2 separate regions of the Mus musculus genome follow, and region 1 is linked to region 2. A link is a loop called in an ENCODE intact Hi-C map of the cell type or tissue named here. Cell type or tissue: heart. All regions are shown on one strand. Each heading gives the region's core, and the rest is flanking DNA. Links, peaks and the distances in the headings are about the cores only.

What was found. Peaks named below come from ENCODE experiments on the same cell type or tissue, not always from the same donor. Only the 100,000 strongest peaks of a DNase experiment are listed, where the experiment ranks them.
Region 1: a loop joins it to region 2, with 2.8 times the contacts of the local background. A loop is called at or near these places in 17 of 42 quality-filtered maps.

What each region holds. Positions count from the first base shown.
Region 1 is chr11:84,864,145-84,879,741 of GRCm38, reverse strand. Ggnbp2 (gametogenetin binding protein 2) reads left to right here and starts at 8,952. Exons shown (of 14, transcript NM_001364114.1): 1 at 8,952-9,137; 2 at 9,670-9,865. The coding sequence starts at 9,773. Ggnbp2os (gametogenetin binding protein 2, opposite strand) reads right to left here and starts at 9,737. Exons shown (of 2, transcript NR_131201.1): 1 at 9,646-9,737; 2 at 8,111-8,538. It overlaps Pigw (phosphatidylinositol glycan anchor biosynthesis, class W), which reads left to right. Exons shown (of 2, transcript NM_001077636.1): 2 at 1,230-3,429. The coding sequence starts at 1,241. The coding sequence ends at 2,752. In heart, for the core only: a CTCF peak has its summit at 6,050 (motif pointing right); DNase peaks (open chromatin) are centred at 8,991 and 9,621; H3K4me3 peaks cover 3,475 bases; H3K27ac peaks cover 3,204 bases.
Region 2 is chr11:84,812,572-84,828,168 of GRCm38, reverse strand. Mrm1 (mitochondrial rRNA methyltransferase 1) reads left to right here and starts at 8,654. Exons shown (of 5, transcript NM_145433.1): 1 at 8,654-9,332; 2 at 9,476-9,569; 3 at 13,129-13,261; 4 at 13,361-13,480; 5 at 13,658-15,108. The coding sequence starts at 8,797. The coding sequence ends at 13,737. Dhrs11 (dehydrogenase/reductase (SDR family) member 11) reads left to right here. Exons shown (of 7, transcript NM_177564.5): 2 at 2,592-2,801; 3 at 5,003-5,097; 4 at 5,729-5,858; 5 at 6,412-6,504; 6 at 6,701-6,766; 7 at 6,868-7,441. The coding sequence ends at 6,909. In heart, for the core only: CTCF peaks have their summits at 9,958 (motif pointing right) and 10,643 (motif pointing left); DNase peaks (open chromatin) are centred at 4,358, 8,638, 9,368, 9,818 and 4 weaker places; H3K4me3 peaks cover 3,573 bases; H3K27ac peaks cover 5,047 bases; H3K27me3 peaks cover 1,398 bases.

The DNA of each region.
Region 1 (15,597 bases), core at 4,677-12,676, 51 kb before region 2:
CCAAAAGAGCAGGGCCACTTACGGTGAGGTGCTGGTGTATTGTCAGGGACATCAATTCACATCTGACTGTCGGATGTGTTCTCTCAGGGTGCAACTTTTCAGACATTAAAATGTGACAGGTTTTAGGTTGCATTAAAAAGAAGCCACTGGCGCTGGTATGCACTGTGCATCCATTCTGTCCACCTGCTTCTTAATCTGAAAATATGGCTGTGTGTAAAATAGGAAAAGAGCAACCCGAGGCTCATGCATTCTTTATGTACCCAATGTTGAAACCAAGGGCCCTAACTCTAAAATACATTTACAACTTCTCTCTCTCCCTGAAGTCGTCCCCCCCCCCCCCCACACACATGGTTTGTTGGTGGTGGTGGTGGTTTTTAGACTTATTCATTATGTATACAGTGTTCTGCCTGCATGCCAGAAGAAGGCACCAGATCTCGTTATAGATGGTTGTGAGCTACCACATGGTTGCTGGGAACAGAACTCAGGACCTCTGGAAGGGCAGCCAGTGGTAGCACATGCCTTTAGGTATTGCAGGGGATCGGGGAGGTAGGTGGATCTCTGTGAGTTCAAGGCCAGACTGATCTACATATTAAGTTTCAGGATACATGGCCAGACACTGTCAAAACCCAACAAACAAAAAGAGCTGGGCAGTGATGATTTTAATCCCAGCACTCTCATGGCAGAGGCCTGAATTTGAGACCAGTCTGGTATGCAAAACAGTTCCAGGACAGCCAGGGCTACACAGAGAAACTGTCTCAAGGAAACAAACAAAAACAAGACACAGTTGTTTGGGAGCTAAGCAACTTTTGTTTTGAATTTGCCTTATATTGAAGATAAAACTGTGTACTAGAACTTTCATACTTTTCGTGTGTCACTGTTGACTTCTTCCTATAATCTTAGGTTCTAGGAGAGTCAGGACAGTTCTGTCCATGAATTGAAACCAGTAGGGCTTGAAGTTCTGTTCTGCCCACATGTGTGTCTGTATGAAGGTGTCTGATACCTTGAAACTATAGTTACAGACAGGTGTGAGCTTCCGTATGGGTGTTGGGAATTCATCCTGTGTCCCCCCGAAGGGCAGCCAGTGCTCTTAACCGCCGAGTCATCTCTCCAGCCCTTAAACTTTTGTTTAAACAAGAAATATGTAAATTCAAGTTAGGCACATAGGTTTTTACTGAATTCACAACAATGTTGTGTTCTTCAAATCCATTCTTTTGTTCTTGTTTCCACAGGAAGGAAGAAAATGTCTCAAAAGCAGCTGAAGGAAGCCTTTGTCAGGAACCTCAGTGGGACCAGTGTGCTGGAAGTGACCCAGGGCCTGTGCTTTCCTGCCTTCTGTATCCTGTGTAGAGGCCTTTGGATCATCTTCTCACAGCACGTATGCTCTTTCTCAAACACCTGGAGCACACGATTCCTCATGGACTTTGTTGTCTTGATAGTCCCCCTAGTGATCACTCTGACTGTATTGTCTTCCTTTATCCTCCTCGAGAATCTCACTGTGATTGTCTGGGGGGCATGGCTGTTGTATCAGATATACCACAGGAGGACTTGCTACGCCAAAGTGCCTGTCCAGAAAGTCTTTGCAAACTTCTTGAAAATCAGCCTAGAATCTGAGTACAATCCCGCAATCACCTGTTACCGGGTCATTAACAGCGTATTTACGGCTATTGCCATTTTGGCCGTGGATTTCCCACTTTTCCCTAGAAGATTTGCCAAAACTGAACTTTATGGGACAGGAGCAATGGATTTTGGAGTAGGTGGCTTTATTTTTGGGGCGGCAATGGTTTGTCCAGAGGTTAGAAGGAAATCTATAGAAGAGTCTAGATTTAATTATCTTAGAAAATCGCTGTATTCTGTCTGGCCATTGGTCTTCTTAGGAATGGGACGGTTGGTCATTATAAAGTCCATAGGCTACCAGGAACATTCTACCGAGTACGGCATTCACTGGAACTTTTTCTTTACCATCATAGTTGTGCGATTAGTAACGTCACTGCTTTTGATTATTTTTCCTTTAAATAAGTCGTGGATTGTGGCTGTCAGCATAACTGTGGTATACCAGCTAGCCCTGGATTATACTCCACTCAAGAGGATACTTTTGTATGGCACTGATGGCAGTGGCACAAGGGTTGGCTTCTTAAATGCTAACCGAGAGGGAATAATTTCCACTTTGGGGTATGTGACAATACACATGGCTGGTGTACAAACGGGATTGTATGTGCTTAAGGGAAGAGCACAAGTCAGAGACTGGATAAAAGCTACTTGTTGGGTTTTCTCAGTAGCTGTTGGCTTCTTCATTTCTCTTCATATAGTGCAAGTAAACATAGAAGCAGTATCTCGAAGAATGGCCAATTTAGCCTTTTGTCTGTGGGTAGTTGCTTCCAGTCTGATGCTTCTTAGTTGTCTGTTACTGAGTGGTATAATTTTGAGTTTTGCCCAATTTCTAATTAAAGGGTCTCTAGTTCCATGTTCTTGGAAACTTATACAGTCTCCTACTACACATAAAAACCATTCTGAATCTCTAATCTTAGAAGCTGAAAAAAACCAACCCAGTCTTTGTTTGATCACAGCTCTGAACAGAAACCAGCTGTTTTTTTTCTTACTGTCAAATATAACAACTGGTCTGATTAACCTGACGATGGATACATTACACACTGGTGCCTTGTGGACCTTAGTTGTGCTCAGTATTTATATGTTTACCAACTGTTTAGTTATATATGTACTTGATTTACAAGGTAAAACCATAAAGTTTTGGTGATGAGTGGGTAAGAAATATGTATTTGAATAACATTATTTTAGTGGAGAAGAATAAGAAGGGAGGAAATGTGTTCTTAGCAATCTAGTCTTAACCATACTTTATTATGAAGTTTCAGTCTTCTATGACAGAAATTAAACTTTACCTTTTTTAAAGGAAGATTCATGGATGTTTAATACATATCAACATTATGTAAAATAAGCCAAAAGAAGTGGCACAAAGCTTTAATCCCAGAACATGGGAGGCAGAGGCAGGCGGATCTCTGTGAGTTGGAAGCCAGCCTGGTCTGCATGTTGAGTTTCAGGACACCCAAGGCTATGTACAGAGACCCGGTGGGGGGGCGGGGAGGGGGGCAAAGAATAGAAGTAAAAATCTTGTTATTTATTGGAACTTAGAAAACACCAGTATTTTAAAGAACTTGTTCATAGATTTTGCTTTGCCTGGAGTTCACAGTTGTACTCTTACCTCAGGCTCAATGCTGGGATTTCAGGCGTGAGCCACCACACCCACTTGTTGATAGTTTTGACACTGGAAGGTGAATGGCGGTAATTTTTACTTTCTATATATCATTATGGCACTGTATTTGTGGTTTTTATATGAATATGTAATTGTGATTATAATGTTTGTGTTATATGTGTTTACATTAAGATCTGAATTATTTAAAATTTTTATGTGAATGCATATTTTGTCTGCATGTATTTCTGTGCATCATATGTGTGCAATGCCTACAGAAGTCAGAAGAGGGGGGTTGAATACCCTGAGACTAGAATTACAAATGATTGTGAGCTGCCATGTTGGTTAAGAATTGAACCTGGATCCTCTGGAGTATTGGCAAGTAAGTGCACATTTTTTTTTTTTTTTTTTTTTTTTTGGTTTTTTTCGAGACAGGGTTTCTCTGTGTAGCCCTGGCTGTCCTGGAACTCACTCTGTAGACCAGGCTGGCCTCAAACTCAGGAATCCACCTGCCTCTGTCTCCTGAGTGCTGGGATTAAAGGCGTGCACCACCATGCCCGGTTTAATTGCGCATTTTTTTTCAGTTCCTTTTTTTCTTTTAGTTGGGAATCTCACTATATATTCCTGGCTTACCTGGAACTTCAGGTTGGCCTCAGACTCAGAGACCTGCCATCCTTTGTTTCCTGAATGCTGGGATCAAAAGCATATACTACCATGCTCAGCAAATTGTGGCTTTTTCTTTTTTCTTTTCTTTTCTTTTTTTTTTTTTTTTTTTTTTTTTTTTTGGTTTTTCGAGACAGGGTTTCTCTGTACAGCCCTGGCTGTCCTGGAGCTCACTTTGTAGACCAGGCTGGCCTCGAACTCAGAAATCCACCTGCCTCTGCCTCCCGAGTGCTGGGATTAAAGGTGTGCGCCCGGCAAATTGTGGCCTTTTCAATTATCTTTAAAAACATTTTTTTGTATTAGATTTATTCATTTTTTATTTATGTGTGTATGTATACACACACACACACACATATATATATATATATATATATATATATATATATGTATACACGTATGTGTGTATATGTATAGGCATCAGAGGCATGCTTGGCGTCTGAAAAGGTTAGTTGAGCATTTGTTCTGATGGAGTTGTGGATGGTTGTAAACAACCCTGTACATACTGGTCCTAAGTCCTCTCCAAGAGCAACAAGTACTCTTAACTGATTGAGTCGTCTCTCCTGTTCCTTCAATACCTCTTTCATACTGAACTTCTGTCTTTTAATAAAGTATAGGAATAAGAAGCAAGTGTTTAAAAAAAAAAGAAGCAAGTGTTTAAAATCAGATACATTTCAAGCCAGCAAACAGTTAAATGCAATCAATGATTGAGTTGGGTGATGTAGTTTATATATATAATAATTAAAACAAGATTTTTCAGGTACCTGACACATTTTACTTTTTTTCTCAAAGACAAACTTTTGATATGTGATCTTTTTTTTTTTTTTGATACGTGATCTTATTGTGTGGTCCATACTGACTTTAAACTCTCCCTGCAGCCAAAACCAGTCTGGAATTTATGATGTCCATCTCAGTTTCTCAAGTGCTGGGATTTTAAGTGTGTCCCTTCAGCCCAGCTGTACAAGTTTTAAGATGGATTCTCTGTGCTAGGAATAAAGCACACCTAGGTTTGCAACCTGTCTAGTTCCTGCTAGAGCTCAAGGCTAGCCTGGGCTACATAGAGCCTGTCTCAAAAAGATAAAACAAATTTTTAGTACATTGGAGCTTGCAGTCTAGTGAGGGGAAACATTAAACTAATATAACAATTAAGTCATAGTATTGTTACAGATGAGAAACTGAGAACCAATCCAGGAAGAAACAAAAGTTTTCTCCATCGATGGGCATTTTTAAGGCATTTTGAGGCTGATGGATGATACGTATATCTCGGGAATGAAGTTAGAAGGTAGATGGCAGAGAAGAGTCAATATGTAATGAATCTTGTCAGCAAAAGTAAGTTGGGAGGAAATCTAGGTAACTCAAAGAAGTGTGGGCTATAAAGCTGGAGAAATAGGAAGGGACTAGGTTAGGTGGCCTCAACCATGGGAAGGAGAATCAAGAAAATCAGTGAGAAAGATGAAAGTACTAAGTCTGATAGAACTGGTTACATTAAGGCTTAATAGTGTATTGAGAACTGGAATAATTTAAAAACTTTAAGCAGATCTTTGAACCAGCTGTTAAGTCTAAAGATTTAAAAATCACAAGATCTTTAGTTTCACATCTTTGTAGCCTAGGCTGGTCTGGAACGATGTAGTCTAGGTCGGCCTTAAACTCATAGAGATCCATTCGCTCCCAAGTGCTGGAACTAATGGTGGATGCCACCATGCTTGGACAATGTACATCTTTTAAAGCAGGCTAATACTGGCCAACTGTCCTGACACAAACCTGTAATCCTAGGATTTAGAAGATGGAGGGAGGATTTGGAATTAAAGGCCAGTCTCATCTCCATAGTGAGTTTGAGGCCAGGCTGGATGTGTGGGGCTGGGGTGGGGTGTGGATAAGAATCAATGAACATTTGCTTTCCTGACACCAAGGACATATGAGAAATAGCTGCTAATCAGGGTGTCTAATGTGGTGTTTATTAGCAATCTAAATTATTTGTGTAGTTTAGAGTAGGTGGCGCCTCCTGATACAGGCTTGCTATTTTAAACTAGTTGTCTTCATATTATAGATTATGTTTTGTGGTCCTGTGAATCAGAACTTCAAGTGTGCTGGGTAAGCATTGTACTGAGCCATACCCCTAACTCTCAAAGTGTATTTTTTATTTAAAGATTTATTTATTTTATGTATGTAAGTACACTGTAGCTGTCTTCAGATACACCAGAAGAGGGCATCATATGCCATTACAGATAGCTGTGTGCTACCATGTGGTTGCTGGGAATAGAACTCAGGACCTCTGGACGAGCAGTCAGTATTCTTTGACTGCTGAGCCATCTCTTCAGCTCTCAAAAAAAATATATATTTAATGTAAATATGCTAATTATTAAATGTGTTTTGTTTACTTCAATTTCTAAACTTGATGGCTGATTTAGTGTTATATGACTTTGTATTTGCTGACTACAATTACAACAGATTTTATTTCCAATTAAAAAGTAAGACTTGAAATTTAATCAATAAGATTATAGTGTGTAAATTTAGCATGACTAGGAAAGGTGATTGACTTTTCTGCTGTGTCACACACTGTACTAGTACCTCATAGCTTATCTGTTGGAGCAGCCAGAAGGCAGAGTAGCTTAACTAATACATTCATTTAGAAAAAGTAGTTATCTTATGACTTAATGCAGGCCTCATTTGCTGTGCTGCATTTTGTTAATAACTGCCTTTTTTTTTTTTTTTTTTTTTTTTGAGATGGGCTGTCACTATATAGGACAGGCTGGCTTGGAACTCACTGAGATCTACCTGCCTCTGCCTCTGGTGTTGGGTGTGCACCATATCTGCCACTTTTCTTATTTAATATTATGGTATTTACGTACTTATTTTTGTGATACTGGATACTGAACCTTGGGCTTAGAGCCTGCTAGACCAAGTGTTCTACCACTATATCCTCAGCCCTCCATACTTTTCTAGTCTAAGTTTATATCTTTGATAATTACAGGCGTTAACTGAAAAGGACAAAATGTACACTGTGCTTCCCCTCTTCCAATTCCTAATGTCCTAAAGAAAAGCTAATGAATTCATAAAATCAGAATTAGTAGGCAGAACTCCTGATTAGATTGCTTTTCAGAAGAGAAAGATCACAATTGATTTACTGAGCTCTGTGTCGGGTATAGGTGCCAGGAATATAAACAGATGCCTTTAAGGAGCTTACATTCTCATTTATGTTTATTAAAAATATGCAATATGTCTACTTAATTCCTATTTTGAGAAAGGGTCTGTGCAGTCTAATCTGGTCTTGAATTTATGGTAAGCACTCTGCCTTGGCCTCTCCAAGTGCTGGGGTTACAGGTGTATGCTACTATACTGGGCTTGTATTTTTTTTTTTTAAAGATCTATTTTATTTATATGAGTACACTGTAGCTGTCTTCAGACACACCAGAAGAGAACATCAGAATTACAGATGGTTGTGAGCCACCATGTGGTTGCTGGGAATTGAACTCAGGACCTCTGGAAGAGCAGTCAGTGCTCTTAACTACTGAGCCAACTTTACAGCCCATGTTTCTATTTTTAATTGATAGAATATACTCATACTGTCAGATCAAGAAAAGGAAAATCCAGCTTACAGATTTTCAGATGTACTAATTTAAATAACATTATGCCAGTGATTTACTACCTTATCTAATACAGCCATTATAGTGAAAACAGAGGTATTTTAGCTTGTCAACTGCCTTTTTTTTTTTTTTTTTTTTCATAGCTTGGTTCTTTCCTAGTACCTGGTGTATATTTAATAGTGAAAATTAAAGCTAGTAGCTATATACATATTGGCTCAATATTTGTTACCAAGCATAACCTAAAATTCAATTAATCAAAGTAGGTACATAGATTGTAGTAGTTGTAGACATAAAACACAAGATTCTCTAAAAATGTCCATAGTTTTACTATGTATTTTAACCTGTCAGAAGGTGCGTGAAAAACTGGACTTCAACTAAGGATCGCACTGTTCTGCTTTTAGTATGGCCCAAAGACATATTTACTGGATAATCACACCTTTGGGAACACACAATGGTTCTTCCAGTTTATTATGTCACCTACTCTAACAATGACCACACAATGTCATAAGTCAACAAGGCTAAGGATGCACTGTGGGATTTTTTTTTTTTTTTTTTTTTGGTTGTGACTTGAAAGACTTCATGTGATCAAAATACTTTTAAAGGTCAGTAACAACAGCTTTACCCTATTTTACCAGAAAATATTCGATCTGTCCTTAAGATCTGGTAGTTGTACAAGCAGCGAATGGATTTATTATTAAAACCATCAAGACAAAACATTTTCCATCTTTTTGGCTTTACAATGGACCTCCGTAGACTAGTACCTGAGAACGTGGCAGTAGTCAAGAGTGCAGAGGAAACTCTCTTTACAGCAGCTCTGGTTCTCGGAAGATGGTCAGACCGAAGGGCCTTTGGCCACTATCAGTAACTTTGCCCAAGGGAGTCCCTTAAGTTAATATTAACTCAAGAAGTTCCTTTGGTCGGAAGCTACACATAGACTACAGTTCAGTTTTCTGTCTATTGTAACAACAGATCCTGCACATATTTTCCATCCATCTTGCTGCAGTCCCCATAAGGCGGCCGGCTCTGGGTGAGTCAGGGTAGCAGAGCCCTTTCCTCCAGTCTTACAGGGGTGGAAGTCCGCATGTGTGCAACCTGGAAAACAAGGTCAAAGGTCTCTGCAGTGTCCATTCTCCTAGACCTCGACAGCGCCAGCTCTTCATCGCTCACCCAAGTCTTATCTGGGTTCCCCCCCCCCCCCAGTGGGCTTTCCACCCCACCGGTCTCCAGAGAGCAGATCCCGGGTCGTCACTGGCAGGGACCCCGGCTGCTCCTGCTGGGCCTCCCCACTGGCCCTATTTTCACGCTCGTTTTGGTAAATCCGGGGCACCACGCAGGTCAGCCGAGCGCGACAGCACAGGGGGTTCCCCCCACCCGTACAAGCCGATTTCGAAAGTCGGGACACGAGCGAGGCGGCCGCGGTCTCGCGAGAAGAGGCAGGCCCCGCCTGGAGTTCGCGGCCCCCCCTCCCCGGCCCCACCCTCCCCACGTCCCCCGCCCTCCCTCCCACACTCCCCGTGGCGCGAGCGGCTGACTGAGCCTGGAGAGGAAACGGCAATCGCAGCCGCGCTCCCGCCCAGGCCGGCCCTGACGCGGGCCTCGTCAGCCGGTAACGGGGAGCAGAGGTGGGGGTCAGGGAGGCGTCCTCGAAGTCAGTGAAGGTCAGAACCGAGAGCTCTCTCTCTCCGACCCGGGTGAGGACTGGGGTCTGAGCTCGCCCCCACCCCAACTCTGCAGAGCCGAGGCAGGGTCGACCCCTCCCAGGGGCGGGGTGGCGCCGGGCAACTGCAGCCTAGGGGGCCACCCTGGGCGGGGCGCTCAGCCAGGAGAGAAGGGGTCAGCGGCAGGGGGTGCGGGCTTGGGCTGTGTAGCCGAGGCGGGGATGGGCTTCTGGAGCCCGGACTCCCGAGCTGGGCGGGGATGTCCCGGGGCCAGCAGGTCCTTTTCCGCCTCTCCTTTGGACCCTGACTGGAGGCCGGCGGGCGGGGGGGGGGGGGGTGGGTGGGTGGGGAGGGGGGGTCTGGGTGGGGGAGGGCAGGCGGCGCGAGGGGGCGGGTCCCGGCGCTGCGGGGCGCTGATTGGCTGAGCGCGTGTGGAATCGGGTGATGGGAAACGCAGCGCGGCTCTCCTGTCCTCTCTCGCTCCGCGCCCCCCCACCCCTTTCACCCGTGGCGAATGTGCTGCGAGGTGGCGGGTGCTTACGCTCGCGGGGTTTGGCTGTTGCAGGCAGGAGCTGGGAGGAGGCAGCAGCAGCGGCGGCGGCAGGAGCAGCGGCGGCGGCAGCAGCTGGGAGGAGGTGGTGACGGTGGCAACGGCAGCGTCGGGGACGATGGCGCGACTGGTGGCAGTGTGCAGGGACGGGGAGGAGGAGTTCCCCTTCGAGAGGAGGCAGATCCCCCTCTACATAGACGACACCCTGACGGTGAGCGAGCGGGCTGAGCGGGCCGGGCCGGGATGGGCCCGCTGCTCCCCGGCCTGGCAGCTGTTTCCCCTCCCCCAGGCCGAGCGCTGCGCACTGGAGAAAGAGTGTGTTGCAACTCCTAGGCGAGGCCGCCTCTCCGATGGGCCCCACGAACTCGCCATTGCAGCGGGGCCTCTCGGTACCCTTGGCAGGCCCCAGATCCAGCGCCCCGAAGGCACTTGGAGGTCCCCTGCTCGGGTCTTCCTCCCTCTCCGAACCTTTGGCCTTTAGGCCTGCCTTTGAGACGCTGTTTGCCTAAGCACGCGCCGGGGAGAAGGGTTGAAGGAGCTGGGGCGTTTAGGGCCTGTCCTCTCCAGAAAGCACTTACCCTCCGGGAGGCTCAATTAGTTGAAAATGTCGCAGCTGCATTGTTACCTGTGTGTTTCCCGTTTGAACACTGTAGCTATCTCTACATAAGTGTAATTACTGAGGGCAGAGTGACATTCTCTTGCACAGCGAAGATTCCACCTAAATGATTTGATTTCCTAATACGTCTCACATTGCCTAGTACATTATAATTCTTGAAATGGTTGGGTTAAGCCATGACTCTTCAAAATGGGCCTTCGTGGCATTTTTTTGGTTTACAAGTAGCCCAAGACCAAGTTATTGACTGTAAAGTAGTATGAAGAACTGACTGCTCATTGTGGATAGAAAAACACAAACGTGGGAAGATGGTTGTTTTAAGACTTGGTGTTGGTATACCTTTGCCGACCCCTCTACCCGGTGTTGTAGTACTGTTTCCTTTAAAAGGAAATGGCAGAAATTTGAGTTGATTCTGAGCAGGAAGTAAATGCAGTTGCTTACCACAGTTAAATGAACCTTCTCCGAACAAGTTTTGAAATCTTCATTTTGATGCTGACGCTCCTGGATTTTGCACTCGCCCATTGTGATCTGATGTAGATAAGTCTTCCAGCCTTTGACTTTTTTTCCACTCAAAGGCAGATCGGTTATCTTCCTGAAAAAAAAAAAAGTGTAGTTATGTACTGAAGGTTTTAGCATTTTATGTAAAATGCAAGTCATTGTGGAGATGCCAGTCTGAGCCTTTTTGCCAGTCTCAAGAGCTTCAGTACTTTTAAAAAATTAGGGAAGCTATTGACTGGTTCACTTCGATGGAACTTTGCAATGGAAAGCATGCTTTAAAAAAATAGTCTAATGATTTGACATAAAGTAGAATTTATATTAGAAATTACTTGTATGTATTGGTTATGGTTTCTTATTTTCTTGAATTTTAATTTTAATGGGCTTATATTAAAAATAGTTTTAAAAAAACAAGCTAGAAACCAGTTAAATGATTTTTTTCTCAGTATGATAGTGCTTGGTCATAGTTCATTTGTTATTACCTTCTGTCCCCTTCACCATAAAACCTTAAAAAAACACAGTTTGATAACAACCTTTTTTGTAGTGCATTTTTCCCCCTTAATCCTGAGGTTTGGGTTAATTTTTTTATTAGTATATAATATGAAAACAGAAAACCATTTTAAATTTTGTCTATTTACAAATTTTAAGATAACTTATACTCTCCTTTCACATAACCACCTTTAATGTGAATGTAGCACATTAGTCAATACTTCATAAAGCACTTTTAAGTGAACAGTATGTTACATTCTTGATGATGTGAGTTTCCAGTTTTTTTCATAGATAAACTTACATTATGGTTTAGTGTCACCTGCTTTTGCCTTGTACTGGGTGTCTGAATTTTGCTTTTATTACAGACTCATTACAAAGACAATTTAAGCTTATTTAAATAACTTCAAATAATAGGTATAATTTTTCCTTGCTTAGGAATGACTTTTGGCCACTAAGGAATTAATTTTGTTAGTTTGTCTTGAAAACTTGTGAACTGTCATTGAATGCTGTTAATGAGTATTATCAAAAATTCACCTACAGCTATGCTGTATGTAGGGACACAAGCTTCTTTCAAGATTTCTCAATCCCAGTTAAAGGGAGGATATAGAACAAAGCACCTGTTGGGAGGGAAGCGGGAAGAGGAAGCAGAGGTGTGTGTGTGTGTAGTGGTCCATTGCTATTTGATGGCAGTGTTTGCCTGAAGTTAACTTGGTTTGATCTTTGTTCCTAGCAACCCAAAGGGGAACCTTGTGATCTTTGAGTAAATGGTTTTAGCAATCTTGTTTGCAGAAAAATGTTAGTCTAGTTCATTCTAGTTATCACTGCACATAGGCTGGGCTGGGATATACTGGAATATTTTATACTAGTGTGTATGTGTACGTTTGTACATCTATATAGATATATACATGTGTGTATGTGTGCATGTATGTGTGTGTGTACATGTAGGTGTATATGCCATAGTATATGTGTGGAAGATTGAGGACTGTTGATAGGGAGTTGGTTCTTTCCACTGTAAGTTTTGGGATGGAAGACAGGTTGTCAGGCTTTACAACAAGCACTTTTACCCACTAAGCCATCTCTCTGACCCTCTCTTTGGGGTCTCAAATTCCTGGGCTAAAATATCTTCCTATTTTAGCCTCTAAAATGTTAGGATTAAAGAGGTATACCACAACTTTTTGTCATCTTTTAATGTTTTTAATGGTTGTACAAGTTGTATGATATTCCATAGTATCACCCTTCCATGAGATTCTGACTTCTCATTTTTGAATAACACCATAAGAATATGGATAATGCACTGAGTTATTACTTTTCCCCTTGGGCTTTTGGAAGTAGAATTACTGAAGGATAACATTTTACAAGTTTCTTGGTTCATGTTGTTGAATTATTACATTTCTAGAAGATAACCCTTTTAATTCAAATCTATCCAAATGATCTGTAAACTGGGGTGACAAAATGGCTTAGTGGGTAAAGGCGGTTGTTGCCAAGTGTGATGATATCATTCATTTCTTGGAATATAAATGGTAGAAAGGAAGAAATGGTTCCTGCAAGTTGCCCTCTGACTTCTACACAAGAACATCTGGCATGGATGTGCTCCGCTCCAATAAGAATAATGAGTAGATTAGAAATTGATAGGAGTTCTGAAGTGTTGAAGCCTAAGAAGCAGGAAATGGTAATCCTAGGGGATTAGGAGTTTAGCATTTGCTACAAGTTTAGTATTTAGTGTTTCCTTTAAGCTCTTTAATATTTAACTTTCCTAATGTATGTTAAACTTTCCTGATGCATGTTAACTTTTCCTGATGCATGTTAGAAGTAGTTTTGTGAATAGTGATATAAAAGAGTAATACTAAAGTGACATTTTGATAAATACAAACTTAATCTTATTGATTAGAGCTCATGGAAATGTTCTGAAACTTTTTTTCTTTTTTTGTGGTCTGGTAAAACTGGGGCAGATGCTTAAGAGTGAAAGTCAGTAACGGATGCAATAAACTTTACAAAGCAGTAATTGCTGCGCAATGACTTGTATTTTTGGATGGCTCTGGACAGGCATCCCCATCCTGCAGCTGAAGGCTAATGACTGCTCTGTGAAACCACACCTCATGTGCTTTACAGGGCGGCCTTCCTCTAGGTAACTTGGACTCTAAGGTTAACTCAGGGAAGTGCTCTGAAAAGATGGAGGAGATGGTGCTAGTGGTCCCTTTTCTTACCGTTCTCTTAATACATTAAATGACATACACTAGTTGACTAGAAAACAATAAAATAAAAAGCTGTTACCCTAAATGTTTGAAAGGCAAGGATGAAGTAATATTTAAGGCAGAGTATGTGGTTCAAGAGAAAATATAAGAGGCCAATTCAGGAAGGATTTGATTTTGATAGTTATGCTAGTTGCTAAGAGGATTGACACCTGTGTATTTCTTTTTTCTTTCATTTGTATGCATATCATATGTGTCTATGTTTTATTAGTGTTTGAACCCTGTCTCTCCCACACGCTATGCAAATTATCTACTTCTGAGTGAACGTCCTCATACCTTAAAAAAAAAAAGTTTTTATTTTTATATGTGTGGTTGTTTTCCCTGCATGATGTGTATCTGTGCACCATGTGTGTGTCTGGTGCTCTTGGTCCAGTAAAGGGAGACTGAGCCCCTAGAACTGGAGTTACAGATGTTTGTGAGCCACCATGTGGATGCTGGGAATGAAACCTGGGTCCTCTGGAAAGAGCAGCTCTTAACTGCTGAGCCATCTTTCCTGTGTGCCTCCCTCCCCTTTACATTTTCAGATGTGGTTTCAATAAGGTGGTTAGGCTGATCCCAAACCTTTTAAAAAGTACATTTATTTATTTATTTGTATGCATGTTTATGTGTATGAACATGTATACCCCACCCCTATTCACATATGTGTAGAGGTCAGAGGACAACTTGAGGGAGTTGTTCATTTTCTTTAACATGTGGGTCCCCGGGATTGAACTTTGGTCATCAGGTTTGGCAGCAAGCACTTTAACCTGCTGACCTTGCTGGCCCTGGCCTGAACTTTTGATCCCCTTTCTTCAGCCTCTCAGGTCACTGATTGCTATCTAAAATTATTTTCCTTCGTTGTGCTTTGGAGCCTGAACACAAGATCACTCATATTAGACAAGTGCTGTACTCCCCACTATAAGCCCAGCTTGACAGCTAAATTCCTTAGTCTCTTAAATCCTGTGAGGTGATACTGAAAAACATGTGAATTAATGGAACATTTGTTGTTGTTGTTGTTGTTTTGTTTTGTTCCCCCCAGAAAACTGGAAGGTCAACCCTAATGCTTTGTTTGTAGTAGACAAGAGCCACATCTCTAGCCTGTGGGATTAAAAATTAACTATTCTTAGTTTTAGATTTCAGGACCAAAATTTGGAATGAGGATGTTTATGAGGTAGACACATAGGTAGTTTTTTATATGAAGTCCAGGCTAGCCTCAAACCCATGATTTTCCTGCCTCAACCTCCTGTGTGCTGGGATTATAAACATGTACTATCATGTCTAGCTTGGACCAACGCTTCTAATATCAGGATTATTACTTTCAAATTTGCATAAGTTTGACTATAATAAATATAATTGACAATATGTATTATTAGATATTTTGCCTGTACATTAAAGTGATTCTCAAATTATTTATAACTATAGCATTATATGAATGACTTCAGTTTTACTTAGTAGTGTTAGTAAAGATGATATTAGAGTGCTTAGAGCATACTTAGTATTGAAGCTACAGTAAATGTTACCACCACCCGTTGGAGGTAGTAAAGAGAAGATTGGCTGGGCAGCAGTGTGGCCTTTTAGAACCAGCACTCAGGAGGCAGAGTCAGGTGCATTTTTGATTTCAAGGCCAGCCTGGCCTGCATAATAAGTTCCAGGACAGCCAAGGCTACACAGAAACCCCGACTTCAAAAATAAAAATGAGGGGGGGGGGGAGATAAAGTAGAAACAAGATACTATGATTGATAAACTTGAAAATTGAAAGCTTTTAAGCAGTAAGATTGGGGCATTTTGCATGTGCATGTTGAAGGAGAAACTATAAACAATAGAAACTACTGAAGTGGAAGCATGTCTTACAAGGTGATAAAGAATTGGAAGCAGGGAGTACCAGCTCCTTGATAATAAGTAGTATGTGTGAATTGTAATACACTAGGAAAAGAAAACCTCACACAGTAGCTCATGACTGTAATTGCAGCACTTGGGAGGATCAGGAGTTTGAGGCAACTCTTTTTTTTTTCTTTAAAATAAGCTATATACATGCAAAATTGTCTGTGCAGTTTTCAGTCTGAAACTGGAGTCCTCTGGATGACCTTGAACTTCAGATCTTCTTGTTTTAAATGCTGA
Region 2 (15,597 bases), core at 4,117-12,116:
CACATGCCATGAGCCTAAAGAGTGAATGGAATATTTACTTGTAGATCTCTTTCTCTCTCTCTCTCTCTCTCTCTCTCTCTCTCTCTCTCTCTCTCTCTCTCTCTTTTCTGATTCATTTTCCTAGGTGGGACTGAGTAGGTGAAATAGGGCATTAAACCTGTAAGTCTTGAGAAAATAAAATGTTACGGATCCAGAACTCCCTAGTTTTTCTCTTAACATTCTTTTGGGGGTTCCTGGAGTTATGAGCAGCATCAGATCAGAAAAGATAGGGAGGAGATGCCATTTGGGAGAAGACAAGAGAAATTCCCATTATTTGCCCTGGCAGGACCACCTGCAGGGCTCTATCTTCACCATGGCTCAAAGTCCTCTGACAGAAAAGGGTAAGGAGGCCTTGGGTGGAGGCAAAGGGAGAAGTTGTTGCAGGAAGGAGGACTGTCCCCTCCCCAGCTACTGGCCAAAGGTACACTTTATAGCCTCTCAGATAATCCCAAGGTCACCTGCCTCCACCATTGCCTCACTTCACCCTTCTCCTTCCCTGGAGAAGCACAGGGCCCAGCCCCATCTTTGGAGCTGAGAGGATTAAGGCCAGGATTGGACAACTGGATTCCCTAGGTTTTTTTTGTTTGTTTGTTTTAGTTTTGATTCCCTAATTCTGAAGCCAGTCTTGCCTTCTTTTCCACTTCTCTACCCTAAACTAGCCAGCAAAGGGATTCCCCGAATCCTAAGGGAATCTCCAAGCAGATCAGTCAACCCTAGGGTGGCTGCATGTCATTAAGAGAGAACCTCTTTGCTGTGTGGGGACAGCCCTGATTTCAGGTCATTTTGGAGATCAGATGGAGATGGCAGAAGTGAAGCAAGGAGGGACAATGACAGAGAGATGGATAATGTTCTACACATACACACACACACACACACAGACATACATACACATAGACACACAGACATACACACAGAGACACACGTATACATAGAAACACACGCAGATGCACAAACACACACACAGACATACGCACATAGACAGACATATACACATACAGACACATAGACATACATACACACATAGACACACACACACAGACATACACACAGACACACACATATATACACAGACACACACACAGATACAAACACATAGACACAGAGACATACACATACAAATAGATAAGTATACACATAAACACATAGCTTTGCTGCTGAGGACTTTTAGTCTGGAGGGAGATGAATTCCTTTTCTGGGTTCTTGCTTACTATCTGTTTTTATTCATTGATGAATTTGCTGATATTAAAACTAAGTTTGGGTTCTGGTATTCTACTGGGAGAAATCCTATTCTGTGAGGTAGACATGGACAGTAAAGTCAGGTGGAAGGGGGCTTCTGAGTCCCAGAGGGGCACTATTTTTTAAAAAATTATTTATTTATTATTAGTTGTACGAGTACACTGTAGCTGACTTCTGACGCACACCAGGAGAGTGTATCAGATCCCATGACAGATGGTTGTGAGCCACCAGGTGGTTGCTGGGAGTTGAACTCAGGACCTCTGGAACAGCAATCAGTGCTCTTAACCATCTGGGGCATACCATTTCTTAACTCACAGAAAGTTACAACAGCCACCTATCTAGTTCTAGGACATCCAGAACTACATAGAGAGACTCCATCTCAAAAAAAAAAAAGAGCAGGAAAGAATTTATTTGGTCACCTGATTGAGCCTTTTATTTCTAGCTTCACTGGGGAGGAGGAGGGCTCTAGGCCAGGGCAGTTGGCCAAATTGGCTTTCCTCTATGGCAGCTTCTCCCCGCACCCCGCTGCAATCACACAGTCACCTTCACAAGGCTCAGTCACTCACTGGCCTCCCACAGCCTACTTGCTTCCAACTTCTAAATGTCAGTTCCCTCCAAGCTCAGTGGCTCTGCTTTCTCAGGGCTCTACGGAATGTCCTGAGGATATGCACAGGGAGTGTCTAAGAGTAGGTGGGGAAAACTCAGGATGGGGCTGGGGTAGTAGAGATTAGAGAGTCTGTCTTGACATCCTGACCACTTGTAGGGAGAAAGAGGAGCACTCCGTTGAGAGCTGTGTATAGGACTCACCTTTAAGTTCTGTCTGCCTCCTGGGAAGAGAAAGTGGCAGTTCAGAGCTGAGCCCTTCTGGGAGGGACTGGCTGATGTTAAAGAGAATTTGGGCCCTGGAGTAACCAGCTCAGCATGTCTTGGCAGTCAGTGGTGGAGGAATGACATGGGGCCAGAGGTATATGTAGATTTACTTCCAGGTATTAGAAGGTGTCAAGAGAATCTCCTTCGCATCTCAGGATCCCTGCCTCCCCCCTTTTCCTTAGCACTGAAGACTTTCACGTATATGTGAGACTCCTTCTTGATCGGCTTGATTATTTTCCTTCACTCAGGGAGTGTCCTCAGCCCCTTAGACTTTGACCAAACAGACCAAGCTTTGGGGATGGGCAGACCCTGCCTCTCTCGTATGGCCAAAAGGTGGCTGCCACTAGAGCTCTCTGGGTAGTGACCTGGGAGGGAAGGCTGACCCTGGGTGGGGAGGTTTGGGAGTGAGCAGCACACCCCAGTTAGACTCCTGTTGGGTTTCATAGGAGCTGGCTGCTGAATGTAAGAGTGCAGGCTACCCCGGGACTTTGATCCCCTACAGATGTGACCTGTCAAATGAGGAGGACATCCTCTCCATGTTCTCAGCTGTCCGATCCCAGCACAGTGGCGTGGATATCTGCATCAACAATGCCGGCATGGCCCGGCCTGACACCCTGCTCTCGGGCAGCACCAGCGGATGGAAGGACATGTTCAATGTAAGGGTTCCAGAAGTGGGGCCAGAGGCTGGGTGGTGAGAGGAAAGAAGAAAATAGGGGCCTGCAAGACAAAGGAACCCTAGGGACAGTTTCCCTCCCACCGGGGCAGTTTTGATTTCCCACTTACGACTTGTGTCTCAAGGGTAGTGAGTGGATAACATCCTTCCAGCTCCCAATAGTTCTCAAACTCTAGACTGGTTGGGATGGAAGAAAGATTGCAGGGGAGAAAACTATAGTTTGTTTGTTTTTTTTAATGTCCCTGCCCATGCTGGATACCTGGGAACGTGGTCTTAGGGGACGAAAGGGAACAGGGATGAGAGAAGTTATGTTTGCAACCCAGCCCCGTTGTAACTGCGGCTCAGGCAAGTTCACAACAGCCTCTGAGCTTCAGTCCTGTCAAACTTAATTGGTTTACATTACCTGTATTCCTAATTAAGTTTGATACCTAGAGATCATCAATATCACAAACTCCGCTGTCGCCAGGTATGGACTACAGAGTGTGGGAGAGCACATGGCCTTTATAAAGGGGTGGCCCCTGCTCAAATCCAGGTTAGTTGTTCCACTGCAGTATGGGCAGATCTTTGATGCCAGAGCATGTATAGGCCAGGGGATAGTGAGATGGCTCAGTGGATGAAGGTGCTTACCATTAAGACCCAGAAACCATATGGTGGGAGAAGAGAGTTCCTACAAGTTGTCCTTTGACCTCCACATTAGCAGTGTGACACACACACACTAAGTAAGTAAGTTAATGTAGTAAGAGCGTCTACAGGACAAACCCAGCCTGGAAGGCATGCATTTCCAACTTCCAGGCTGTATTATAGGGTGGCATTAGGGCAGTGGTTCTTAACCTGTGGGTCATGATCCCTTTAGAAGGGCATCAAATGACTCTTCCACAGGGGTTGTCTAAGAACTCCAAAAAATACAGATATTTACATTATGATTCATAACAGTAGCCAAATTACAGTTATGAAGTAGCAACGAAAATCATGGTTGGCGCTAAGCACAACATGAGGAACTGTATTTAAGGGTCTCAGGATTAGGAAGGCTGAGAACTGCTTCTTTAGGGTGTGAAAGTATTTAAGAGGCTGAAAGCAATACCATAGCCCTCTCTACATCTGGTATCATTAGGTCGGTATTACTAGGTACTTAGAAGTGGAACACTGAACAAGAAAAAGGAAGCTTTGTCCTCTGGGAGGTCAGAGTGACAACCTCATGTGTAGAGGCATATAGCTAACCCTGACCCTCAGCTCGCCCACCTGTAAAATGAAGGACTCCTAAGTGTCCAAGGCCCCTTTGTTTTGAATATCTCCTAAGTTCATTAGCCCCATCTTAGTAGGCCCTAGACCTAGGAGATTCGTTTGTCCCAGGAGATTCATGCTCCTAGGAATTCGTTTGTCTTCCATATTCTCCACGTTTCCACCCTGTTAAGAGGACCAGAAGCAGGGCTGAGTCCTTTCTACAACCCAAGTGTTGCTGAGGCGGGTCTTTGCTGAGGGTGTTCTGTCCTGATGCCTGGGTGACACCTGATAAAGTGAACCAGCTAATCTGCCAGCTGTCCCTCTCCTCTGGAGAGGGGGGAGGCAGGAGGAGCTGATGAAAACTTTATCTCTGCTGGCCTCTCTGGCAAGGCTGATGGGTGGAGCAGACCGAAGACAGGCGCTTCATAGCAGATAGCTCCTTAGACCTCTGCTCTGTGACTGGTGGGGACTCGAGGTGAAGCCTGCCGGGAGTGGCAAGTGACCCCACCTTCTGAAGCCTCCCCACACCTGGGCCTGTTGCCAGGGTCTAGGTTAAAGGCAGGCGTGTGAGCTTCCTCCATACAGGATGGGCGGGGATCACGTCGGAGCAGGGTGGCTGAGAAGGGCAGGGCGAGAGGGCCTGGGTTCTTTGTATGAAGAAAAAGATTTAGGGCATTCCAAGAGGGATTTCAATCTGTTTAGGTCTGGACACTGTCCCTGAGCAGAGTGACTGGTTTCCTGAGGGAGAGAGGTCTGACTGTGGCAGAGATGGCTGGCAGTGTCCTGGGCTCGGGTGGGAGGCTCATTCCTCATGCCTCTGCTGTCAGCTGGAGGAGGCAGCTGTGAGGCGCGGGGCATCCACAGAGAAGGCACCCCCACCCCCGGACCCCCATGCCCCACGGCTCTAACACCTGCTCACTGGGCCCAAACTGGAGCCCCTCTCTTGCCTTCCCTGGCCCGCAGGTGAATGTGCTGGCCCTCAGCATCTGCACTCGGGAGGCTTATCAGTCCATGAAGGAGCGGAACATAGACGACGGGCACATCATTAACATCAACAGGTGAGGCCGGGCAGCAGCAGAGGCTCAGGCTTTGGGACACCCTTCCGATAGGGATCTCTCTGCTGAAGCTCATTCGACCTCTAGACAGCAGTCTCTTCAGTAGTGAAAGAGGGATTTAGTATCCAAACGGCATGATTCTGAGGAAGGGGAATGCCCACTTCTGGTTGTCTATAGAGCAGGCAGCTCAGCCCCTGCCGTCCATAGCCAGTGCCTGAGAACTCTCCCAGGACTGAGAGCCTCTGTGCCTCTTCCTCAGGCCCTGGGATCAATCTGCCTTGTGGTACTAAGAGACTGCACAGGCTCTACCATAGGAGTGCTCACTGTCTGATGGGGGCATGGCCCGCAGCAGCCCTAGGGATCTCCCAGGGGACACATATCAGTAAGCACACAGACAACACTGTGAGGCCGGCTGACTGCAGGAGTGGGTGTGGAGTCCACAGAAGGACAGCTTCCAGGCCAAGCAGGTTTCAGGAGCTGTGCAGACAACAGAGACTAGATGTATTCAGTGGACTGTAGGGTAGTCATCAGGGTTCCCTCCGACAAGGTTTCCAGCAGACCAGGATAATGGGAGCACTGCCCGTGCCTGTGGAACTTCACTCTCTCCTCTCTCCCTTCCCCTTCTTCCACCCAGCATGTGTGGCCACCGAGTCCCACCCCAGTCTGTGATCCATTTCTATAGTGCGACTAAGTATGCCGTCACTGCACTGACAGAGGGACTCAGGCAAGAGCTTCTGGAGGCCCAGACCCATATCCGGGCCACGGTGAGGCTGTGGTCTAGCCCTGGTGGGAATGGCGTGGGCCCAGCCCTCCTGCCTGCGAGTGCCCAGGGAGACTTGCTGAGAGACTCTGCGCTCAACAGTGAAAAAGTCCTGGGCGCTGCTGCTCATTACAGGGACTGTCACCTCAAAGCCAAGGGCCGGACTTACGATTTGAGGGGGAGAGGGACTAAGGGAAATCACACAGTGACTGTGATACCAGCACTCTTGGCTCTTCCCTAGAAAACCACAGGACTCTGGGTAAATCACTGAACCTCCCTAAGCCTCAGTCTTCACATCTGTGAAATGGAATGATGCTTTAAGGAACACTTTATAAAGCATTAATGAAACATAGAGGAAGGGCTCCCTCCATGCGTAGTGCAGGGTCTTGTGAGAGTTGCCAGTTGGAACTCTCAGTGGTGACTTTGGAAGGAGGAGGATAGTTGAGGACATGAGGCAGATGTCACTGTGAAGCAGGAGCCCTGTGGCCTTGATCCTTTCCCCTCAACCTCCTCAAGGCCTATAAAGCCCAGGCTGAGCAGGACCTCTGTTGGCCCAGTGTATCTCTCCAGGCTTGGTAGAGACACAGTTCGCCTTCAAACTCCATGACAAGGACCCGGGGGAAGCAGCTGCCACCTATGAACACATAAAGGTGGGTCTCCTTCTGGGCCTATGAAAGCCACTCAGTCCTTAAGTTCCCTCAAACTGTACCCTCTGCTGTGCTTGTCACTCCTGGAGGGCTGGGATGGGAATGCAGATGGATGTTAGAGTCCCTCAGAGGCGGGGAAGGAACTTAGGTCAGGGTCAGGTCTACTCTTGTCTCAACAACCCCCCACCCCTGCTTTCAGTGTCTCAGACCAGAGGACGTGGCTGAGGCTGTCATCTACGTTCTTAGCACACCCCCACATGTTCAGGTAAGTATGGTCTTGGCTGCCTACCCACTAGCAAGAGCTTAACCGTGCCCAGCAGGGAGTATCTAAGCAGGTGGCTGCCTCAAACCCTCCGCTCTCCACAGGTTGGTGACATCCAGATGAGGCCCACAGAGCAGGTGACCTAGTGTTCTGTGGGGAGATCCTACCTTCTCCACCCTTCACGGCTCGCCTCCTGCCTCTGGATTTTAGGTGTTGATTTCTGGACTCTGCAGCTTACTTTCTATGTCCACCCCACTAAGGGATAGACAGCTTGTCAGACTATTCCCATTACAAATGTGAAAAACTGGGCCGGGAAGAGAAGACAGAATCTCGACTGTTCTATCTAACTTCTTCTGAGTCCTCTTGGGGCTCCGTAACCTTTGCTCTCCTGTGCCTCTTCCTTTTGACCTAGGAAAGGGATGTACCTAGAAGGGGCATTGCTCTATCCTCTTACACCCTACCCCCCACCCCTTAGGGTTGGAGCAGCAGAGACCTCATCTTTTACCTGTGTGGTTGTCCAGGGTTCCAGGTTCCCTTCCCAACCCTCCTGCCTCCCCCCCCCCCAGCTCTCCAGCCAAGTTTTGGCCCTCACCCTGGGGTCCTTACCACGGCTACAGAGTATCAGGGTCTGTCTCCTACTACATTTCACTGTAACAATTAAAGAGAGAGATTACAACCTACTCTACCTTCAGAAGTATCTTTCAGTTTTTTCCCCCCTTCCTGGTGATCAGTGTGGTTGGTGTCTCAGAATTCCTTCCAGGTAGCTAGGAAGGTGGGTAGATTCGGAACATCACTTCTGGAGTGGGCACAGGAGATGGTTAGTTCCAGGCCAGCCATAGGAGCCAAGGATACAAATGTCCCCAAAATACATAATTAAGTACATCCACTGCTGCTCTAGAGGACCCATGTTGATTCCAGTCCCAGGGAGTCCTACATCCTCCTCTCTCTCGCTGGGCCACCAGGCACACATGTGGTGCACAGCCACACGGACAAACAATATGCCCGCACATGTGAAAGAATTTTGAAAAATAAGTTGGAGCCAGGTATACTAATACTATTGCACACCTTTAATCCCAACATTTGAGAAGCAGAAGCAGGGAGACCTCTGTGGATTTGAGGCCAGCCTGGGCTACACAACGAGTTTCAGGCCATCCATGAGGGCTGCTTAGTGAGACATTGATTTTAAAAAAGAGGGGGTGGGGGCTGGAGAAATGGCTCAAATGTTAAGAGCACTGGCTGCTCTTCCAGAGAACCCTGGTACAATTCCCAGCACCCACAACTGTAACTTCAGTTCTTGGGGATCCAACACCTTCATAGATGTACATGCAGGCAAAACAACAATGCACATTAAAAAAAAAAAGGAATCATTAGGAAAAGGGAAAAGGTTTAAAAAGATATTTTAAAAGACTAGGCTGAAAAGAGCCAGTCTGGGCAGTGAGCAAGGAAGTCGTAGAATTACCATGGGCCAAGGGCATCGGCTGCTTGTCAGCAGAAATACCGTAGGCTCGTTGGGGCTTTCGGGAGATGGGAAATATTCTAGGGGTTCTGCTGGCTGGTGCTGAGGGTCTGACAGGATATGCTTCTGGGAGAAAGTCCCAACTATGACATTGTGCCAGGATGTAGGATGGCTCCAAGACTGAGGATTGAACAGATGGCCAAACCACTGACATGCGGTGGTCTTTGAGGACGAGCAGGTGAACGCCTTCTAACTTCTTCCTTCACCCGGGAGCAGTCCAAGGTTAGCTCAGCACCAGCACAGCCTCTAGGCTCGCCTGCGTCAGCGGAGGCAGTGCGACTCACTCCTGTAGGGGGTGCAGTGGAGACGTGGTTGCCGCCAAGCGCACATGTGCGTCATCGGACAGGGGGCTGGGCCTCCAGAACCCGGAAGCTGGGGACCCACGTGGGAGGCTGGGAGGTGACTGTCTTGGCTCGAGGGTCAGGTTGTGGGCAGTCCTTGTGAGGGGACGAAGTGTGGGAGGTCAACGGGTCCTCCCCAGCTGTCTGTCAGTGGAGTCTCGGGCGCTGCTGGAGCAATGCGGCGACTCTGGACGGTCGGGTGCTTCAGTCGCCTGATTGCCCGCCATTTCTCCTCGGTGGCTCGGCGCGGGGAACGGCCTGGCGGGGAGGAGCTGAGTCGCTTGCTTCTGGATGACCTGGCGCCGGCCCAGCGGCTGGAACGTCTATTTGGCTTGTCCCCATGCCTCCTGGCCTTGCGGGCTGCCCGTCGGCGCGTGGCCCGGCTCCTGCTCCAGGCCGGTAAGGCTGGGCTGCAGGGGGAGCGAGCCGAGCTGCTCCGGGTGGCCGAGGCTCGGGGCATCCCTGTCTTGAGGCCCAGGCGTCAGAAACTGGATGCCTTGTGCGGCTACCAAGTGCACCAGGGCGTGTGCATGGAGGTGAGCCCGCTGCGACCCCGGCCTTGCGATGAGGCGGCAGACACGAGCTCAGGCGACGACCCTCAGCAGCTGTGGCTCGTCCTTGAGGGGCTCCAGGATCCCCGCAATCTTGGGGCTGTGATGCGCTCCGCTCACTTCCTCGGCGTAGACAGAGTCATCACCAGCCAGAGAAACAGGCACGGACGTCCCTTAATTCAGTTTACGCCCAATCTGGAGGCGGAGCCAAGCTCCTAAGCACTGGGCGGGGAGCCCCGGGGTGTGTAGGGCGCGGGGCTAGAGATTTTCTGGTTTTAACACGGATCGTGGGGATCCTTTGCAGCTGTCCGCTTACTCCAGTAGTCAGCAAGGCCAGCGCTGGGGCTATGGAGGTGATGGACGTGTTCGCCACTCCTGACCTGCCCGGTTTTTTGCAGGTAAAATGGGGCGAGAGGGGAAGAAGAGGCGGAGGCGATGACTCTAGTTAGGGATGTTAAAGCTATCTCCAACGCAGTGGATTGGGGGAGGAGGAAGAGAAGGGACGTGGTGGCATTGATTCCTACGACCTTCTAAGTCCCACCAGGAAAGATCCCAGGGCCTTTTAAATAGAGCATCGTCTGAAGTTAGGGATTTCCTCGTCTCATTTACTACACGCCATGGCCACCTGTGTCGGCAAGTCAATGTCTGACAACCGTGGGACTTCAGCAGTACTCCAGGGAGCTGGTGGACTGGAGTCGTGGGTACCCGGAAGCTCAACTTCAAAGCGATTTAAACAAGGCTTTCCAAGGGGCGAGCTTTAGTGTTCTTTAGCTGTGTGTTTCCTAGCTAGACTCTAGGGGGCAGCATTGCCCCGCATTTGGCAGTCCCTCCACCCTCTATCCTTCCCCTGTCCCCACCCTCATCCCTCAGTGAGAAAATAACCTTGAAAAGAGGCTGAAGAAAGCTGCCTGATAAACTTATATTCAAGCCATATGTCTAATTTCAGATTTTTCCAGTAACCATGCAGGCGTGATGACACATATCTATAATTCCAGCTTTTAAGAGGTGGACACAGGAAGATCGTTTATTTCAAGTCCAGTCTGGGCTACCCAGTCTTAACAAAACAAGACAACAACAAATCTAGAAAACTAAAAAGAAACATGATTGTATCCAATATACCACAAGTATTATCATTAAAACATACATTTTAAATATTAGTGAAAAAAAAAATGAGACAGGTTATTGTGTGGCCCAGGCTGGCCTCAGATCCCTCAGAAATCCTCCTGTGTTAACCTCCTTAAGTTGTGTGCCATCATGCCCGGCTTAAATCCCGTTTTAAAATGCTTATACATAATACATCTCAATTTGGAATAGCCATATTTCAATCCTTAATAGTCACGTGTAGTAGGGCTGGAGAAATGGTGGAACAGTTAAGAGCACCGACTGCTCTCTCAGAGGATTCCCAGCACCCACGTGGTGGCTCACTGCCATCTATGACTCCAGTTCCAAGGGATCTGGTGCCCTCTTCTGGCCTCCCTAGGCATCGATCACATGTGGTGTGTACACTTACATGCAGTTTAACTCTCATGTAAAAAACAAAACAAAACAAGAAGACAAAGTTAAAATCTGTAGGAAGTGGCTTGGTGTGCTCTGAGATTTTCATATTGACCAGCACATGTCTAGAAGCATGTCTGGCTTCATCTCACAGGCAGCCCCCCTTCTGAGGAACTGTCCGAGACTGGTGGGAAGTGGAGTTCTCTCCTCACACCCCACACTCCCTGCCAGCATTGGGCCACAGAATTGTTTCCCCTGGTTACTGGGGAAGAGCTGGAGGCAGCAGCCAGCCCTGTGCCCCACCCACTGCCTACCAAAGCCTGCTCCATCGATACCAGCCCCACTGCAGCATGCCAAGAGTCTTCTGTGTTCATCTGACCTCATGTTAATCAGAACCTTCCCTTCGTACCCCATCAAAGCCCCGGACAGTCACAGTATCCTTCATGTTGCTTCAAAGGTCCATTCTTAGTTCTCAGGTACTTGACAGGTCTACAGCATCTAGCACATATGGTCATTCTGATTTTGTCTTGTTTTGTTTTTAATCACCTTTTTTTTCAGCAATCAAACTCAGCTTACACTAGGCAGACACATTGTCCGTGAGTCACAGCCTCACCCACTCCCCCTGGCCGTCCCTTTGCCTCTGCACTCTCCTGTAGGCATCTCCAGTGAATTCTCTTTGATCCCATGACCTCCAAACACTGTCATGTTCCAAGTCTCAGGCCTTGGATCTCTTTTGTGTAAATTGGCTTAATTTTTCCCCCCTAATCTAGTTGCCTAGCTTCATTTATTCCCTTGTATTGGCTTTTTGAGAAAAGGATCGGCTATGTAGCCAACCTCAGATTCATGATTCACAATCCTCCTGTTTCAGTGTCTCAAGTTCATATATATACATATATGTGTGTGTGTGTGTGTGTTGGGTATGTGTGCTACAGTGTGTGTGCATGTAGAGGTCAGAGAACAACTCTCTGGAGTTGGTTCTTTCTTGCCATTATCTATTTATTTATTTATTTATATATTTATTTAGAGATGGGGTTTCTTTGTGTATCCTTGGCTGTCCTGAAACTCACTCTGTAGATCAGCCTGGCCTTGAACTCACAGGAACCTGCCTGCCTTCCAAGTGCCGGGATTAAAGTTGTGTGCCGCCACCACCACCTCCCCCATCACTGTCACATTTAAACTCCTGACTTTCTTTCTTCTTCTTCTTCTTTTTTTTTTTTTAAATTAAAGGCAGGTTTATTTTGAGTTCACTGTCCCCAAGGACCAAGGCCAGGGAAGTGGCCATGGGGAAAGGGGAGGGGGGAAAGGGCAGAGAGAAAAAGAAAAAGGGTACTCCTGACTTTCCATTCCCCAGTTCCAGATTACTCCACTCCTCTGCTACACAGCTCTCTCCCTCCGCTCCCACAGTGGGCATTTCAGACTCCTTGTTTCCAGGTCTGACCATGGCTATCTGTTTTTCTAGGACCTGCCCAGCTCAGTTGTCCAGCCCAGACATTACCTCTGACTTCTTGATCCCACAGCTATGTCCCCAGATCCTTGTCCTTGGAGTTACTGTCACACCATCCCCATTTCTCACTGTTTCCTCTGCTACCCTTGTCGGAGTCCCCAGCTCCCTGGACTGGGGCTTGGGCCTCAGCATGGCAGGCATAATGATTCTGCTGAGGCCCGAGTCACACTGCGTCACTTGGCTCATAACCTTTCAAAGCACTAGGTCTGTGGTTCATACTTGTAATCCCAGTACTTGATTGAGAAACTTAAGACAGGAAGATCACCATGGGTTCAGGCCAGCCTGGGAGATATATATATATATGATGTATATGAGTACACTGTCACTCTCTTCAGACACCCCAGAAGCGAGCATCAGATCCCATTACAGATGGTTGTGAGCCATGGTGTGGTTGCTTGAAATTGAATTCAGGACCTCTGAAAGAGCAGTTAGTGCTCTAAACCACTGAGCCATCTCTCCAGCTCATGAGCTCATATCTTAAAAACTAAGACAACTGTTCAAAGCTTTTTTTATTAGTATAAAAGCCCTATGTTTCCAGTGACCCTTGAGACCTAACCCTATGTGATCATTGTCCTGCCACTGGCCAACTTAATAGTCTTTAGGTATGACAGGTGGGTGGGGTCTTCGTGCCTCCATACTTGCAGATCTTCCTGGAAGTCTGTAACCTTCTCCCACTGTCTATGAGAACTTACTCGTTAGTTATCTTCAGACCCGTCTTTTTGCCATCGCTTCAAAGGGGACTTCTACCATCACTGTGTCCCACAGCTGGGATTTTAGTCTGTATGTTCTTGACCTTAGTGCCCAGAGCAAATCCAGACCAGGTAGAGGTCCTGGCTGACTTCCTAAGTTGAAGACATTTCTCAGTGAATGTGCGTGTGCAAGGCTGGACCTGTCCTTGACCGTGTAGCTCTGATGAAGATTCGGTGCACCAGCACATGGCATTTTCTTTCCTCTTCTAGGCCAAGGCCCAGCAGGGGTGGCTCGTGGTGGGCACAGTGGGCTGCCCAGGTCCTGAGATCTCCCAGTCCTCCAAGGTCCCCATCACTAGCTGCTTAGAGTTCGTCTGGGACCGGCCTACCCTCCTGGTGCTGGGTAGGTAGGGTATACCTGCTTTTATATTTGCTGATGTCATCTGCATGTGGACATCATTTGCATGTGGACATCTGGCTAATACTGTCTCGTGTTCTGCAGGCAGTGAGGGCTCTGGTCTGTCCCAGGAGGTTTTTGCCTCCTGCCAGCTGCTCCTTACTATTCTGCCCAGACGCCACCTGCCTCCTGGTCTTGAGTCCTTGAATGTATCTGTGGCCACAGGTGAGTCTACCCCTCCCCTCCCCTTCCCTCCCCTCCCCTTCCCTCCCCTCCCCTCCCCTCCCCTCCCGTTTTCTGATTGATTTAACCTGAACAAGCTTCCCGCTCTGTGCTTCCCTTGTGTGTGTAAAGCAAGCGTGCCCTGCCTGTGTTGTAACCCTATCCTCTTCTTGCCTTTAGGTATTCTTCTACACTCCATTTGCAGTCAGAAGAAGGGTTTCCCTGTACAGGAGAGAGGACAACTTCTCCAAGACTCCTGAGAACCCTTAGCTACGTCTGAAGGACTCAGAGAGGCCCAGTACCCAGGACTACTACCACTGTGGTCAGAAAAACCGGCCAAATGTGGGCTGACATTGACTGTCTGAGATGTGCGTGTGTAGGAACCGCAATGAGTCACACATCCGTCCTCAGGCTTGGATGTAATGGGCCCTCTACTTGTAAGAGCCTGTTTACTGGCTACAGTCAGGAGAACTTTAGAGACCAAAAGAAGTTTCGTATCCAGTTGGAAATGGTAGTTCGCTAGTTTCCAGGACGGGTTAGGACAGACAGTATCTGTCCTGGATCCCAGTGGAAGTCAGGGGGCTGTTCTTGGCATGCGGAGGAGCAAGGCAGTCCAGCGCAGGGTGTGTGGGATGTGAGGGTGAGTTTGTAGAGGGAAGCTGACTGAACAGATGCATATTCCTGTCTCTTGGGATGATGGGGATAGGACACCAGATCTCATCAGCGAGCCCTGAGCCGCTGAGCTGTCATGCCCAGTCTCTCCATTAGGTGGCAGTCTTGCTCTTTGCACCATGGTTTTGCAGGCCCCTTGCAAGGAGAGCCCTCTGTGGAGGTGGGAGTGGAAGGCTTAGAGATAGGGAAAATAGCCAACAGCTTCTAGACACTGGCCAGTCCAGCCCCGTGGAGGGAACCTGTGATCCCAGGCCCTTGTTGCCTCTTTGAGTCTGAGAGGCTGTGAAATCAGGATTACTTTTGTGGAATCCGACTAGGCTTGCCCCGTCCTCTAGAGTCCCACAAGTGGAGCAGAAGTGATATTGCCAAGTAGTGGTTTCACTCTGGGCTGCATGCTGGAACACCTAATAAGCTTTAAAGGAACAAGGCCAACACAGCAGCTACTGTGTGCTGCTGGGAAGGGCAGGAACACCCTGGGCAGTACCATTTCTTTTTGTTTTTGAGGCAGTTCTGTGTATCTATGGTCTCCTGAAACTTGCTATTTAGCCGAGGATAACCTTGAACTTTTGATCCTCTTACCCCACTATGCCCAATTTATATGTTGCTGAGGATAGATCCCAGAGCTTTGTGCAAGCTGGCATTCACTCTGCCAACAGAGCTACATCTGAGCCCTAGGCTGGATAATTCTCTGTTGTAGGAACCGTCCTGAGCATCGTGAGAGGTATCCACCAGATGGCAAGAAGTCTGCACCCTATCTCTCATTATGAAACCAAAACTGTCTCCACACATGGACGGGTATCTGACCGACAGCCCTGAGGGTGGGATGGGAGGACAGCAACCCTTGAATTGGAATCCTGGATGTTGTAAGAGTTGGGGTGAGTTGCCTCCATGCCTCCTTTATATCCTCGGAAGATGTATGTAGTAGGTGCTCAATAAATAAACACTCCTTTCCTCTGTAATCTCCCTGGAGTTGATTTGTAGGTTCCTAACAGCTATGTACACTTACTACAAAATTTGAATCTGTTTACAGAGGACCTATAGTAGTAACGTGTCTTGTTGCTGTTTGGGAAATGCCTGACAGAAACATCTAAGGGAAGGGTTTGAGTTTGAGGAAATACTGTCAATTCATCATACCAGGGAAGACACAGCAGCAGGATGGGTGTGAGGCAGTGCACCCCATCACGGCAGGAAGTGGGGTGAAGGGTGCTGATGCTCCCTTTTCCCTTTTCATTTAGCCCAGGACTCCAGCCATGGCACAATGCTCCCCACACTCAGGGAGAGTCATCCCTGAGTCCTCCCTGGAACACCCTCACAGCCATGCCCCCAGGTGTGTCTCCCAGGTGATTCCAAACCCAGGCAAACAATAAAGATGAACCGTCACAGGGCCCACAATTGCCTTAAAGCTTTCCACCCAAGAAAGACAGTGAACCCTTTTGTCAGCGCCCTTC